4 separate regions of the Homo sapiens genome follow, and regions 1, 3 and 4 are each linked to region 2. A link is a contact called in ENCODE Hi-C or POLR2A ChIA-PET data. All regions are on one chromosome and are shown on one strand. Each heading gives the region's core, a stretch centred on a gene start or an enhancer-like site at or near the end of the contact. The rest is flanking DNA. Distances are from core to core; before and after follow the strand shown.

The links. Hi-C counts contacts between places; a loop is a spot of excess contacts on that map. ChIA-PET counts read pairs that join two places held with the same protein, here RNA polymerase II (POLR2A). Pooled maps may share reads with other maps.
Region 1: a loop to region 2 is called in a pooled map, with 5 times the contacts of the local background. The contact joins the promoter of MRPL58 here to the enhancer-like site in region 2. A Hi-C loop is called at or near these places in 2 of 50 pooled maps. POLR2A ChIA-PET finds 5 or more read pairs at or near these places in 6 of 52 experiments (CD8-positive, alpha-beta memory T cell, H1, Panc1 and 3 more).
Region 3: a loop to region 2 is called in a pooled map, with 2.7 times the contacts of the local background. The contact joins the promoter of WBP2 here to the enhancer-like site in region 2. A Hi-C loop is called at or near these places in 2 of 50 pooled maps. POLR2A ChIA-PET finds 5 or more read pairs at or near these places in 4 of 52 experiments (HEK293, OCI-LY7, activated B cell and 1 more).
Region 4: a pooled map shows a loop between it and region 2 (6-fold over the local background). The contact joins the promoter of H3-3B here to the enhancer-like site in region 2. A Hi-C loop is called at or near these places in 2 of 50 pooled maps. POLR2A ChIA-PET finds 5 or more read pairs at or near these places in 6 of 52 experiments (A549, GM12878, HEK293 and 3 more).

Annotation. Positions count from the first base shown.
Region 1 is chr17:75,011,013-75,014,294 of GRCh38, forward strand. MRPL58 (mitochondrial ribosomal protein L58) reads left to right here and starts at 1,658. Exons shown (of 6, transcript NM_001545.3): 1 at 1,658-1,860. The coding sequence starts at 1,675. RefSeq lists enhancers at 1,286-1,435, 1,302-1,985, 1,526-1,835, 1,886-1,965, 1,986-2,668 and a silencer at 1,451-1,633.
Region 2 is chr17:75,342,448-75,345,481 of GRCh38, forward strand. All of the region lies in intron 2 of GRB2 (growth factor receptor bound protein 2), which reads right to left. Among named protein-coding and RNA genes, the nearest start is that of SLC25A19, 55 kb to the left of the region's middle. RefSeq lists enhancers at 2,599-3,034, 2,965-3,034. Within about 2 kb of position 1,631, at least 6 of the 41 ENCODE cell types and tissues checked have a DNase peak (open chromatin) inside an H3K27ac peak, as active enhancers do; they include GM12878 and OCI-LY7, where a contact is called at or near this core.
Region 3 is chr17:75,853,521-75,856,998 of GRCh38, forward strand. It overlaps WBP2 (WW domain binding protein 2), which reads right to left and starts at 1,815. Exons shown (of 8, transcript NM_012478.4): 1 at 1,719-1,815. The coding sequence starts at 1,777. RefSeq lists enhancers at 1,901-2,030, 2,639-3,434 and a silencer at 2,401-2,570.
Region 4 is chr17:75,778,475-75,781,615 of GRCh38, forward strand. H3-3B (H3.3 histone B) reads right to left here and starts at 1,305. Exons shown (of 4, transcript NM_005324.5): 1 at 1,183-1,305; 2 at 573-710; 3 at 336-489; 4 at 1-249. The coding sequence starts at 700. The coding sequence ends at 121. RefSeq lists an enhancer at 393-997 and a silencer at 626-895.

The DNA.
Region 1 (3,282 bases), core at 408-2,907, 330 kb before region 2:
CTGGATAGTTCACGGCAGCAGCAGGTAAGAGGAGCTTGCCAGCTGCTCCTCTCTCCACCCCAGGGCGGCTTGCCTCATTCTCTCCTCTACCCACCTCCTCTCCCAGAATCCAGGCCACCAGATGGCCCAAGCAGGCTGTGTTTATTTGGGGCCATGGAAACCTGCAGCTTCCTTTTCCTATTGCCTTGGGTCAGGTGCAGAGCTGGAGCCCAGCCTCAGAGCAATGATGTCATGGAAAGGTTCTGACTTTATTACTCATAACCCCTTAGCCCCCGACCTGAGTGAATGCCTGGTTTTGCTCCTCTGAGCAGCTTATTCCAGTTGCCATAGAGATGCGTCTATTCCCTTTGAGGTCTTGGGACTAAGTCAAACAGCGCGGGACCCAGGAGACTCTCCTCCCAACCCGAGATAGAGCCCGAGATATGTCAATTGTCACCCCTTTCTAGTCTGAGCTTATAAAGCCAGTGCTTAGAAAGTGGTTTATTCCTTCTTAAAGATTTGCTGTAGCCATAATGCGGAGATGGTAAAAGCTTGGTGTGATGACAATCTCCTGTTTCAATCAGCCAGCATCCCCGGGGGCACATTTTTCTAGATAATTATGCTTGTTCCTAAAAATAGAACTCTTCATTAAGAAACAATCGCTAGCATTACTAATAATTATGAACATTTATTTAGCTTTGTTTCCATTTACCACATAGCCTCTCAACACAGTAACTTAACTAAGGTTTAGCTGTTTTCAAACACTGCTTGCTCTACTGTGAACCTTTTTCAGAATTGGAACTTGTCTGTAGTTCATCCCTTACCAGCGCTATGAAAGGGTTCTAGTTAGCTGGCAGTTCTCTGAATTCTCTCCCTACCTCCCGAGGGACCCCCTCTCTCCTGGCTGGAAGAAAGCATCATCTTGCTCCATAAAGCTGAAGGGCGGGGGACGATGTTCCAGGTTTTGCAAACATTTCTTTCGGTGGCCTGCCTTCTCCTCCCATCTGGTATTTGTCCTGCAGAGCTGCTGGGTATAAGCCAGTACACACACGTGCTCAGCGGGGAATTTGCTCATAGGCTGCCTTGTAAAAAGAGCCTGGCGTTCCTAAAACTCAGCTCTACCAGAACCCAACTTTCAAAAGTACATTCCTACAGAATTCATTTTATCAGTACTCATGGGGTGCCCACGATGTGCCATGTTCTGGGTGCTGGGGATATACCAGTGAGCCGGTGCCCTCCTGGAGCTCACATTCCGGCTAGGAGACAGCAATTAGACAATTAGGACTGAGTGATTTTTGTAAAGGAAGAGAAAAAAGATAAATTAGAGCAGAGTAAAGGGGCTGGGAAGCGCGGGGCGGGAGATGCCCCAGGCTGGCCGGGCAGGCCTCGCTGCTGTTTGAATTGGGCAGTGGGCGGTCCAGGCGGAGGGCACGGACTCTGAAAGGAGAGAAGTGGTGTTTCTGGGGGCCACAAGATCGGGGCACTCTTCCGGTAGCAGCTCGCTCTCTGGCCACCGTCTTCCCCAGCCAACCAGGCCTCCCGGAGGCGGCCGGCCAGAAAGCATCGGCGGGACCCCAGTTTGCCGCCTCCCCTCGGCGGGACCTAGAAACTGCGCGGAACCAAAGCTCGAGGGCGGCTCGAGTTTGCGGACCGCGGGGAGGAAGCGCCCGCCGGAAGCAGTCGCAAGACCTGAGCATGGCGGCCACCAGGTGCCTGCGCTGGGGCCTGAGCCGAGCCGGAGTCTGGCTGCTCCCACCGCCCGCACGGTGCCCACGCCGGGCGCTGCACAAGCAGAAAGACGGCACTGAGTTCAAGAGCATCTACAGCCTGGACAAGCTCTACCCCGAATCTCAGGGCTCGGACACCGCCTGGAGGGTCCCGGTGAGCCGGGAAGGACTGGACGGAAGGGGCGTTTTGTCAGGCTGCTGGGTGACGTTAGGAACCCCAGGCCCATTGGCCGGATGTGGAGCTACGTCGGGGGGCTACGTGATGGTCGCCGCGGGAGGGGGCTGGCTGTCTGCGCTAACCTGGCCGGGAGTGGGGTGCTCGCTGTAGCGCGAGATGTGCAGGAGCCCGGAAGGCCGGCTGGGTATGCTTCTTTCAAGGCTGCCAGCTTTTCTACGTTCGTGTCCTTGGCCCTCAAGACCAAATTCCAGTCCCAAGGGGAAATACGGGCATTCTGGCCCTCCAAGGCGGACAATAAAGGCAAGAGGCTGCCAAGTTGTTTGCTACCCTTTGGGACGTTACAGTGTCCATTGTCTCTAGTAACCCCAGGACGCGCGAATAAAACAGCTTCTCTGTCGTTCCTTCAGGATGCATTTATTTAGCCAGCTGTGTGCAGGCATTGAATCAAGCCCCGGAGCAAGAGAGATAAGACCCACCCAAACCCATTGAGCTTCCACTTACAGGACTGGAAAAGAATATCCATTCATTTGTTCATTAATTCACTCACTCACTCAACAAAAGCTGTGCTAGGCTAGGGGATGGAGTAGCAAACAAAATTGAAATTCTAAAGCTTGTGGAGCTTATGTTCTAGTGGAGGGAGACAAGCAGTAAGTAAATGACTAATATAGAATGTGTGAGGTAGTACTTTGCAGAAAATAAAGCCAAGAAGGAAGAAGTAGTGCCAGAGGTAGGAAGTAGGGTTGCAATTTTAAGTAGGATTGTCTAGGAACGCTGTCAATGAGGTGGCATTTGAATAACGACCTGGAAGAAGCCAGACAGCAAGTCATGAGAATAGGGGGCGGATGAGCATCCTAGGCAGAGGGAAGAGAAAGTGCAATAACCTGAAGGCAGTAGCAATCCCCAGGTGTGGCTCAGCAGGGGTCAGGAGACAAAGCCAAAGAGAGGGATGGCTGGGGAAAGGCCTGTTACTAGGACTTAATGGCCTCCAGCCTTTCCTCTGAACGCAAGGGAGACCTATTGGAGAGCTTGAAGCAGAATGGAATTATCTTAGTTTTACAAGGATCACTCAGAGAGCCTTACAGAGAACAGATAGAGGATGCCAAGATCAGGGAGACAAGTAAGGAGATTGCAATGTAGGGCAAGAGATGATAAGCAGGGTGGAAGCAGTAGGAGTCATGAGAATTGGTCAGATCCTAGACGTATTTTGGAAAGAAAGCCTGCAAGATTTGCTAATTGATTGGATGTGAGAAGTGAGAATAAAAGAGGAATTGAAGTCTGGGGCCTTTTTTTTTTTTTTTTTTTTTTTTGAGACGGAGTCTCACTCTGTCGCCCAGGCTGGAGTGCAGTGATGCAATCTCTGTTCACTGCAAGCTCCGCCTCCCGGGTTCACGCCATTCT
Region 2 (3,034 bases), core at 381-2,880:
AAATTGAGACGAGGGTCTTCATATGATGCCCCGGCTGTTCTCCAATTCCTAGGCTCAAGCGATCCTCCCACCTCAGCCTCCCAAAGTGCTGGGAATACAGGCATGAGCCACCGCACCGTCAATTTATACATTCTTGGTGATAAACAAGAACCTCTTAAATAGATCCTAGAAAGACTGCCATGAGTTTGTTGATCCAAGCAAGGAGAGGTAAAGGAGGTAAGAGAATTAAACAATCAGTCTTCCTGTAACGTAAGCACCCTGCCTAAAGGCCATGTGGAGTACCTTTCCACAAGGCCACCTACTTCTTTGTCTAAGTAGGCTGGGTGCAGTGGCTCACGCCTGTAAAATTTCAGCACTCCAGGAAGCCAAGGCGGGAGGATGCCTTGAGCCTTGGAGTTTGAGTCCAGCCTAGAGGGTACAGGGAGACCCTGTCTCTACAAAATATTCAACAATTAGCCTGGCATGGTGGTGTGCACATACAGTCCCAACTACTCAGGAGGCTGAGGTGGGAGGATTGCTTGAGCCTGGGAGGTCGAGGCCTGCAGTGACCTGTGATTGCACCATTGCACTCCGGCCTGGGTGACAGAGAGAAACCTTGTCTCAAAAAAAAAAAAAAGGTATAAGATTGGGAAGGAGTGGGGGTGGGTGGGTAGAGCAGGGAACTTTCAGTATGACAGGGATAAAGGGGGCTGGACCAGGGAGAGAGGAGGTGTAAGTCTGTTTCTACACATGTCCTATTAATCCCTCTCAGGATGGAGCGCTTCCTGGCAATGTGATGTCTAATTCTGATTCGGTCTGCCTGTCTGACTTGTGACAGACTTTTGCAGGGTGCTAATTTTAATAGCTACAACTCTGCCAGCAAAATTTTTATGGAACAGTCTGCAAGACCTTGGATTTTTTGATTCACCCACTGACCAGCAACTAGGCTGATGGAGAAAAATGATCACATTAAGAGACCAGGACTATTCATGTATTAAAAAAGTTTCTTTATAATGTTCATACATGTTAGAAGATGAACAATTAAGACGACTAACCAAATTACAGGATATTTCTTTCTCTGAGAAATATTTTAGTTCAAAAGATAACTAGGATATGCTCATCAACCTCTTCAGTTGACCTCTTATCATCAAGAGAAATTGCTCTTGATATTTTTAACAAAACAGGAAGGTAGTTCACACTTATGTGATATTACTCCACCCAGATAAATCTGGAGGCAGTGAAACCTAAATGCATAGACAAACCCCAAAATAAACTTCTACCAAAGGGGTACAAAAAGTTTCCATTCAAAATAACTGTCTTGCGTTTTGTGACATGTGGAAGTCCTATTTGGTGGAGCTGAAATGCTCTTGGAATGTCAGAATTTCAACTGCACGAGCAGGGAGAAGAAAGGAGAGGAAGGGAGGGGGCAGGAAGAGACCAACACAGAGATCAAGAGGTTTCAAGAAAAATCTGTGTATTTGAAAAATTCAACAATCATATGATGACCTGTACTAGACAAACACCAAGCCCTGGGCTAGGTGAACTGAGGATAAAATGGATACCCTTCCCAAGGAGCTTAGGGGACTAGAAAGCTGCCAGGTGCATCACAGTGTGACGAATGTCAGGAGTGGGGAGTTATGGGTACTATGTAGGCATCAATTCAATAGAAAACATCTGACTTCCAAACACCAAAGACGATGACTTAACTCCAGGTTAGGGGGTATCAGGAAAACATCCTAGATGAAGTGTGAACTTGGTTATTCCCTGTCTGCATCTTTAGCTCTGCTTAGTCTGTGTGGACTGTGAGTAGAAGGAACATGGCAGACTCTGCAAGTAGACAGATTGTTGTTTGGCTGCTATTAACTAAAACACTGGTTAAGCTTCTTTTAGCTTAAAGGTAAAATATTTATTAATGGTATCAGAACTTCTAACTGGAAATAACCTAAATAACCTCAACTGTAGCTAATTTTTTTTTTTTTTTTTCAGACAGAGTCTTGCTTTTGTTGCCCAGGCTGGAGTGCAATGGCGTGATCTCAGCTCACTGCAACCTCCACCTCCCGGGTTCAAGCGATTCTCCTGCCTCAACCTCCTGAGTAGCTGGGATTACAGGTGCCTGCCACCAAGCTGGCTAATTTCTATATTTTCAGTACAGACAGGGTTTCATCAAGTTGGCCAGGCTGGTGTTGAACTCCTGAGTTCAAGTGATCTGCCCGCCTCGGCCTCCCAAAGTGCCAGGATTTACAGGTGTTGAGCCACCGCGCTCGGCCTCAACTGTAGCTAATTCTTTACTTTAATGACACATATTTAGCAACTGTCCTTTTCATCCTTTCACTAACAGAAGGAGGCTTTTAATCTTACATGAAATCCTACACTCCTCTCTTCAAAAAATAAAACACAAAGCCTCCCCAACCCCCCACACCCCCTCCCAACCCCCCCGCCTGGGGGAGCAGCTGTTACTCATGTTTTGTGATGCTAACAGGCAAACCCGCTCCTGTGTGTCAGTTCCACCCTCTAAGGTCTCCACTCACTTCCCACTGCCTCAGCATAAAGCAGAAAACAGGAGCTCAAACCTCTACCCTGAAAATTAATGACAACAGAGGTTTTTTTTTAAATTTTATTTATTATTATTATTTTTGAGATGGAGTCTTGCTCTGTCCCCCAGGCTGGAGTGCAGTGGCGCAATCTCGGCTCACTGCAACCTCCGCTCCTGGGTTCATCCCATTCTCCTGCCTCAGCCTCCTGAGTAGCTGGGACTACAGGCGCCCGCCACCACGCCTGGCTAATTTTTTTTGTATTTTTAGTAGAGACGGGGTTTCACCGTGTTAGCCAGGATGGTCTCGATCTCCTGACCTCGTGATCCGCCAACCTCAGCCTCCCAAAGTTGTGGGATTACAGGCGTGAACCACCGCACCCCGCCCGACAACAGAGTTTATTTAATTCCACGTAAGACTATGATTCAAGGGGTCAATGAAAGGACTGATCGATTTTCAGTCGTTCTGTGACCCAAGAGCCACCTCAGAGGATGTTATTGAAAGAAGAAAAAGCAATGTTGGTC
Region 3 (3,478 bases), core at 565-3,064, 510 kb after region 2:
AAAGTTCCACAGAGACAGAAAGAAAAACAGTCCCCAGAGATGTTGCCAAATGGCACGAAAAGCTGGCCAGGCCTGGGAACTGACTCACACACAGAGATGCAACAAAACAGTGTGAGGTGTCTCTGATTACATGATAAAAAGGTTCACACGGTTCTGTTTGTCTTCTGCCTCCCCCCATATATCACAACTTTCTCTGACTGGGGAAGGGTAAGTGGGAAACAACTGGTATAAGCAAAGGAAAATGGCTGGGCGCGGTGGCTCACTCCTGTAATCCCAATACTTTGGGAGGCCGAGGAGGGTGGATCACGAGGTCAGGAGTTCGAGACCAGCCTGCCCAACATGGTGAAACCCTATGTCTACTAAAAATACAAAAAATTAGCTGGGTGTAGTGGCGGGTGCCTGTAATGCCAACTACTGGGGAGGCTGAGGCAGGATAATCGCTTGAACCCAGGAGGCGGAGGTTGCAGTGAGCTGAGATCGTGCCACTGCACTCCAGCCTGGGCGACAGAGCAAGCCTCCATCTAAAAAAAAAAAAAAAAAAAAAAAAAAAAGAGAAGAGAAGTACTGCTCAGAGAAAAGAAGGAATTACCAGCAACAGGCTGGGCCCATGAAACTCTGAGCGGGTAAGATAGAGGGAAAGTGAGCATGCTGGGTCACTCTAGGCATTTTCCTCTGACTCATCAAACATTCCCAAGTCACAGGGCAGCTGGATGCTGGCCTTAGCTGGGTACAGGGCTCTGACTCCACGATGTCTCCTTTGGGGACTCAGGTGCCTCCTAAGCTCCTTCTGCCTTCAAGAGGCAATTCAGGGTCGGCATAGTTCAACCCAGGGCTGGCTGGTCTGATTTTCAATACCCAAGGAACAAAAGGAGACAGAGGCCATTTAAGGCTTCTCTTGGCAGAGACTGGAGGAGAGACAGGATGCAATGAGCAAGGGGTGGGGAGGATGGAGTGGAAAGAACCTTGAATTAGGAGAGCTCTGCCTTCCGAGGTGACCCAAACCAACAGGCATTCAAGAGAGAGGCAAGGGAATGACTACGGACCCACACAGTGCCAGGAACTGTTAGACACCTGACAAACGTCATCTGTTTAATTTCACCTCTGGGACCTCAGTTTTTTACCGGGAACCTGAACAGTTCTGGAACATACTGGAAGCCTGTATGCTGGTGGTTAATCCTATTAACTTTGGAGTCAAGACTCCTTTCCTGGAATTACCACCTCTGTTACTTACACAGTTGCGATCTCGGGCAAGTTACTTAACCTTTCTGCCCTCCACTTTCCCTACCTGTGAAATGTGGACAGTAGTAGATTATACTGCACAGAATTTATTAAATAAGGTAGAAAAGGCGCAGAGCCTGACACGTAGTAACGTTGTAGACATCCAATAAGTGACAATTATTTTTGTTTGGGGCTCCTCCCAGCTACTGAAATCACAAGTCTGGGAAGGGGTTCAAGAATCACCCCTAGGCCCCACCGGGGGCCCCATACCAGGTCCCCATGCAGACGTCCCACCCCCGCCTCCCAGCTGATCACAACCTCCCGGGCTCTCCCCCACGGCCCACCCACCTTCCTCCAACCCCGCCCCCAGCCGTTCCCCACCAACCTCACTCCATCAGTGCTCCCTCTTCAGGGGCTTATTCCCCACCACCCACCACCCACCGCCCACTTCCTCGACACCCGAACTTTGGTCCTCCAGGATCCTTCCGCAGTGTTTTCACCTCTCGGTGTTATTGACGATCACTCCGCCGCCCTCCGAGTGATTCTTGTTGAGCGCCATAGTCTCTCCAACAGGGGTCCCGAGACTCAAAACGCAATGAGCTTGCGCCCCTCTTCGCCCCGCCCCTAGTGGCGTCTTCTTATTAGAGTCAGCCAATCAAAGCTCGAGTGCGGAGGCTGGCCCAAACACCTGACCCGAACGTCACGTGGTAATAGTTTACTCCCTCCTTCCAGTTCCTCCTGCGCAACAAACAAGATGAAGACTACAATTCCCAGCAGGCAACGCCCCCGCAGCCTCGGCCTGTCCCTATGCTGGAGGAAGGATGCATTCTGGAACTTGTAGTCTCCTGGATCATAGGCCTGAATTGGTTCCACATTTTGCGTAACCAATCGGCTTGTGCCATCCCCACCCCGCCTCTTCAGCCGGACGGAAATAAACAGTTCCGCTCCTGGCAGGGGCGCGATCTTGGGGACTCCGGCAGCGCGTTAAGGGAAGTCCTGCTGGTCGAATGCGACCTGGACATGGCGTGGGAGCGCCGAGCTGTCCCCTTGTGGATGGGGAGCTTTCGTTCACTCAGCAGACGTTTATGGGGCGCATGCGTGACTCTGGGGCGTTTAGCTGAGCCGGAGGCCCCGGCTCTTGGGGACGCGGTGGGCTGGCGGCGTCGGATCACCCCGCCATCCATCTCACCACTCCCAGCGCTGAGCCCGGGGGGCGGGGAGAGTCCCTCATGGGAAGGGGAGGCCGTGTGCCCCGCCTGGCTCCCACCACGTTCGCAGGCCGGCCGGGCGCCCCTCGCAGCCCCCTCTCCGGCCTCGCGGTGGCGCCGCTCCCCCCTTAGCGCCCAGCGGGGTCCCGGCCGGAAGACTGAAGGCTGAGTGGGACTGGGCACGGCGCGAAACCGGCATCCTGATAACTAGGATTTACAGAATAAGGCTGACTCCTGTCAGCTCGTGACCCAGCCCTGGGCGTCCTCCACGGGGCAGCTGTCATTCCCTAACCGCCCCCCACCAAACCCCTGCACCTCCGAGCTGAATCCGTGAGGCGGAGAGAGGGGGCTGCACTTCCCACGTGGTAGTTCCGGTACTCGTTAATGTTAAGGAATTAGAGTTTGCTTTTCAGTAGACAGCTGCTTTCCTGACTGTGGTGGCCAACCTCTAGATCCACCTGCTTGACTTCGCTTTCCAGGGAGGTCTCCTATGTGAAGAAACAAAGCTGCCTCACTAGAAAAGATCAGGAAACAGCAGCGTTCTGTGAGGTCCTGTGCAATACCAGGTTGGACCTTGCGGGACAAGTACAGTGGGTTAAGGATAGTCATAATGAAATCTGCCCCAATGGTTAGATGTATTTTGGCGCCTGCAATCTCTGCAGTCTTTAAAAAGAATTAAGTCAGACTATGTGCTGATATGGGAAGATCATCAAGGGTTATTAAGCACAGAATGCTGTATACATATAGTTGTATTTGTATAAAAAATAGGATCTAGATAGAAAATTTTTGCAAAGATCCATCAGAAAATGTCTGTGGCATTTTTGAGACATGGGTCTAGGAATTTGGGGTGGATTGGTGACTCGGTATGTCAGTATGCATTGTACTCTTTGGTACTGTTTAATTTTTTTTTCCTATGTGCGTTTAAAATATAAATTTAGGCCGGGCGCGTGGCTCACGCCTGTAATCCCAGCACTCTGGGAGGCCGAGGCGGGCGGATCACGAGGTCAGGAGATCGAGACCATCCTGGCTAACAGAGTGAAACCCCTTATTAA
Region 4 (3,141 bases), core at 55-2,554, 440 kb after region 2:
GATGGAATGACTTAAGTACAAATGCAACATATTATAAACAATTTCTTACAAAAAAAGTCACAAATTAAACCAAAGTATTTTACAGAATTTACTACAAAACGCCATAAAAACTGCCTTCACTTAAGCTCTCTCTCCCCGTATCCGGCGAGCCAACTGGATGTCTTTGGGCATGATGGTGACTCTCTTAGCGTGGATGGCACACAGGTTGGTATCTTCGAACAGACCCACCAGGTACGCTTCGCTAGCCTCCTGTTGAGGACGAGAGCCGCACTATTAATCCCACTCGGGGAGCGGAAACCGCCCAGCCCTCCCCCGGCTCCAGGCCTTTGTCTTACCTGCAGCGCACCGATGGCTGCGCTCTGAAACCTCAGGTCGGTTTTGAAATCCTGCGCGATCTCCCTCACCAACCTCTGGAAGGGCAGCTTCCGGATGAGCAGCTCGGTCGACTTCTGATAACGACGAATCTCTCGAAGCGCCACGGTCCCGGGCCTGCAGCGAGCAGGGGAGGAGTGAGCGGACGCTGCCGCACAAAGCCGGCCACCGCCGGGCCATTGTTCCCCCGCCCGACCTACCTGTAGCGATGAGGCTTCTTCACCCCGCCGGTAGAGGGAGCGCTTTTCCTGGCGGCTTTCGTGGCCAGCTGTTTGCGGGGGGCTTTCCCACCGGTGGACTTACGAGCAGTCTGCTTGGTTCGGGCCATTTTCTTTCACCTAAGAAAGACGCCCCGAAGATAAGGCCGCCGCGCTCACCCGGGCCGCCCCCCAGGGCTGCGGGGGGAGGAACAGATCCTGGCCCCACCGCCGGGCCTCCCGCCTCCCCGCGCCCCACCTCGCGGCAGCAGATGGCCGAGGGCCGCCAACCTCCTCCCCCTCCCCTAATGACTCAGGCTGCGAGGAGCGGCAGCCTCCCCCGGGAGGGGGAGCGCGGGGAGGAGTCACTTCCCTTCCTCGACGGGCGGAGGCCCGACTGCCCGGAACCCGGCGTCGGGACCTCTGAATCACCGCCGGGAAAAGGCGGGGACACAGTTCCGGAACAAAGCCCCAAGGGGAAACCTCCCGGCCCCATACCCGACCCGACGCCAGCGGCCCGAGCAGCCCCCGCCGCTCGGCTCCCAACGGCCGCGGCGCGCGGCGCCAACGGTTGGCAGAACCTGAAGCCGCGGGTAAACCTACGAACGCCTACCCAACGCCGAAGTTTTAGGCCACTTCTCCGACCGCCGCGCCGCTTCCGCTGCCCGAGGAAGAGCCGCAGTCGACGAGCGAAAAACCAGCACCGCCCAACGAACGACCAAACCGCTCTGCGCTCCAAGCCCCCGCGTCGCCTCCGTTTTTATAGGCACGCTTCACGCTGCGTCTCTGCGTCATAGAACCCTTATTTGCATACACCAACGACTTTTTCTATTGGTGGGCGCTTTCGCCGACGCGCTGACATCCCCCGACACAAAGGCCGTGCTTCGGCACTGTTCCATGATTGGTGCATATCTACGCCGCTGATTGGCTGTTAAAGTGGCCTAATGATTGGATGGATGCAAAGAGGAATGGACGAATCAGAGTTTAGCACTAAGCGGCCCTTCTGATTGGATAAAATGGAGCTATGTTTGGATCCTTCCCTTGGTTCCAAAGCTCTGCAATAGAAAGTCAATGCAAATGAATTGCATTGGTCTCTATCAGAATGAGCAGGAGTCTAAACTCACAGGCATCAAGCGAATGCTATGCACCCAGAGAGGCTACTTTAACAAAATTTTTGTAAATATTTTCCGATGTAAAATAAAATGTGTTCCCTGGATTATTTACCTTTCATAATATTTTGATAGTTAAGTGCGTAGTGTGAGAATTAGAATTCAGTAAATCATGTTATATTATCAAGTATTTCATATATCATGCACATACATTTTTAACAAAAAGCAGGTCTCTTGGTGGGGTGGGAAGGGGTAAATAATAAATACAAATAAACATGTTAATAAATTATTTTAGAGGAACTGTTTTGTATGTTTTTAAGGTGTCACAAAATATTTTTTGATTTCCATATGCTTAAACAAGAGGTAACTTACTAAGCAACATGTTACTTGAATTATGTACTTCAAGTGAATGAAATGACTACAGCTAGAAAGTAAATAGTCCTACTATAGTATTTGCATGTCCATAAAGAATAAACAAAAGATAACTAAACTAGATATGTGCCCTTTTGTTTAATAGCATATCCTGGCAGGTATTACTTCTGAAGAAACATGACAAATGTGTAAATATGCTAATCCCTACCTTTGCCTAAGTAAATGTCTTGGGTAGATTGTAATAGTCAGTTCTTCAGTTGCCTCAAGTATATAAAATACCATAGCAGGCTTAAGGTTAAGACTAGCCAAGCAAAGCCCAGAAAATTGAAATAGAGCCTTGGGCATTCTACTCTATAGTTCTGATGCTGGTCCAGCAAATATTCTAAACTATTAAAAGAAAAAGTAGCAGATACAGGTATGCATAGGTTTCAACTAAATTAATTTTTTTTTTTGAGACGGAGTCTGACTCTGTCGCCCAGGCTGGTGTGCAGTGGCACGATCTCAGCTCACTGCAAGCTCCGCCTCCTGGGTTCACACCATTCTCCTGACTCAGCCTCCGAGTAGCTGGGACTACAGGCGCCTGCCACCACGCCCGGCTAATTTTTTTGTATTTTTAGTAGAGACGGGGTTTCACCGTGTTAGCCAAGATGGTCTTGATCTCCTGACCTTGTGATCCACCCGCCTTGGCCTCCCAAAGTGCTGGGATTACAGGCATGGGCCACCGCCCCTGGCCGGTAATTTTTTTTTTTTTTGAAGTGGGGTCTTGCCCAGTCACCCATGCTAGAGTGCAGTGGTGCAGTGACCACGGCTCACTGCAGTTTTGACCTCCTGGACTCAAGCAATCCTTCTGCCCCAGCCTCCCAAAGTGCTAGGATTACAGGCATGAGCCACCATGCCTGACCTTCAGAGAATTACAGTACGTAAGTACAAATACCTCAATATTGACTTGTCACACCAGTGGTCAAGTATCAAACAATGAGAAAAAAATGCACACTTTGAAAAACTAGCTCAGCTTCATCTCAATCTCTGGTATCAAATTCCTGTTATTATTTCAGCCTTCTTAATTTTTTTTTTTTTTTTTTTGAGACGGA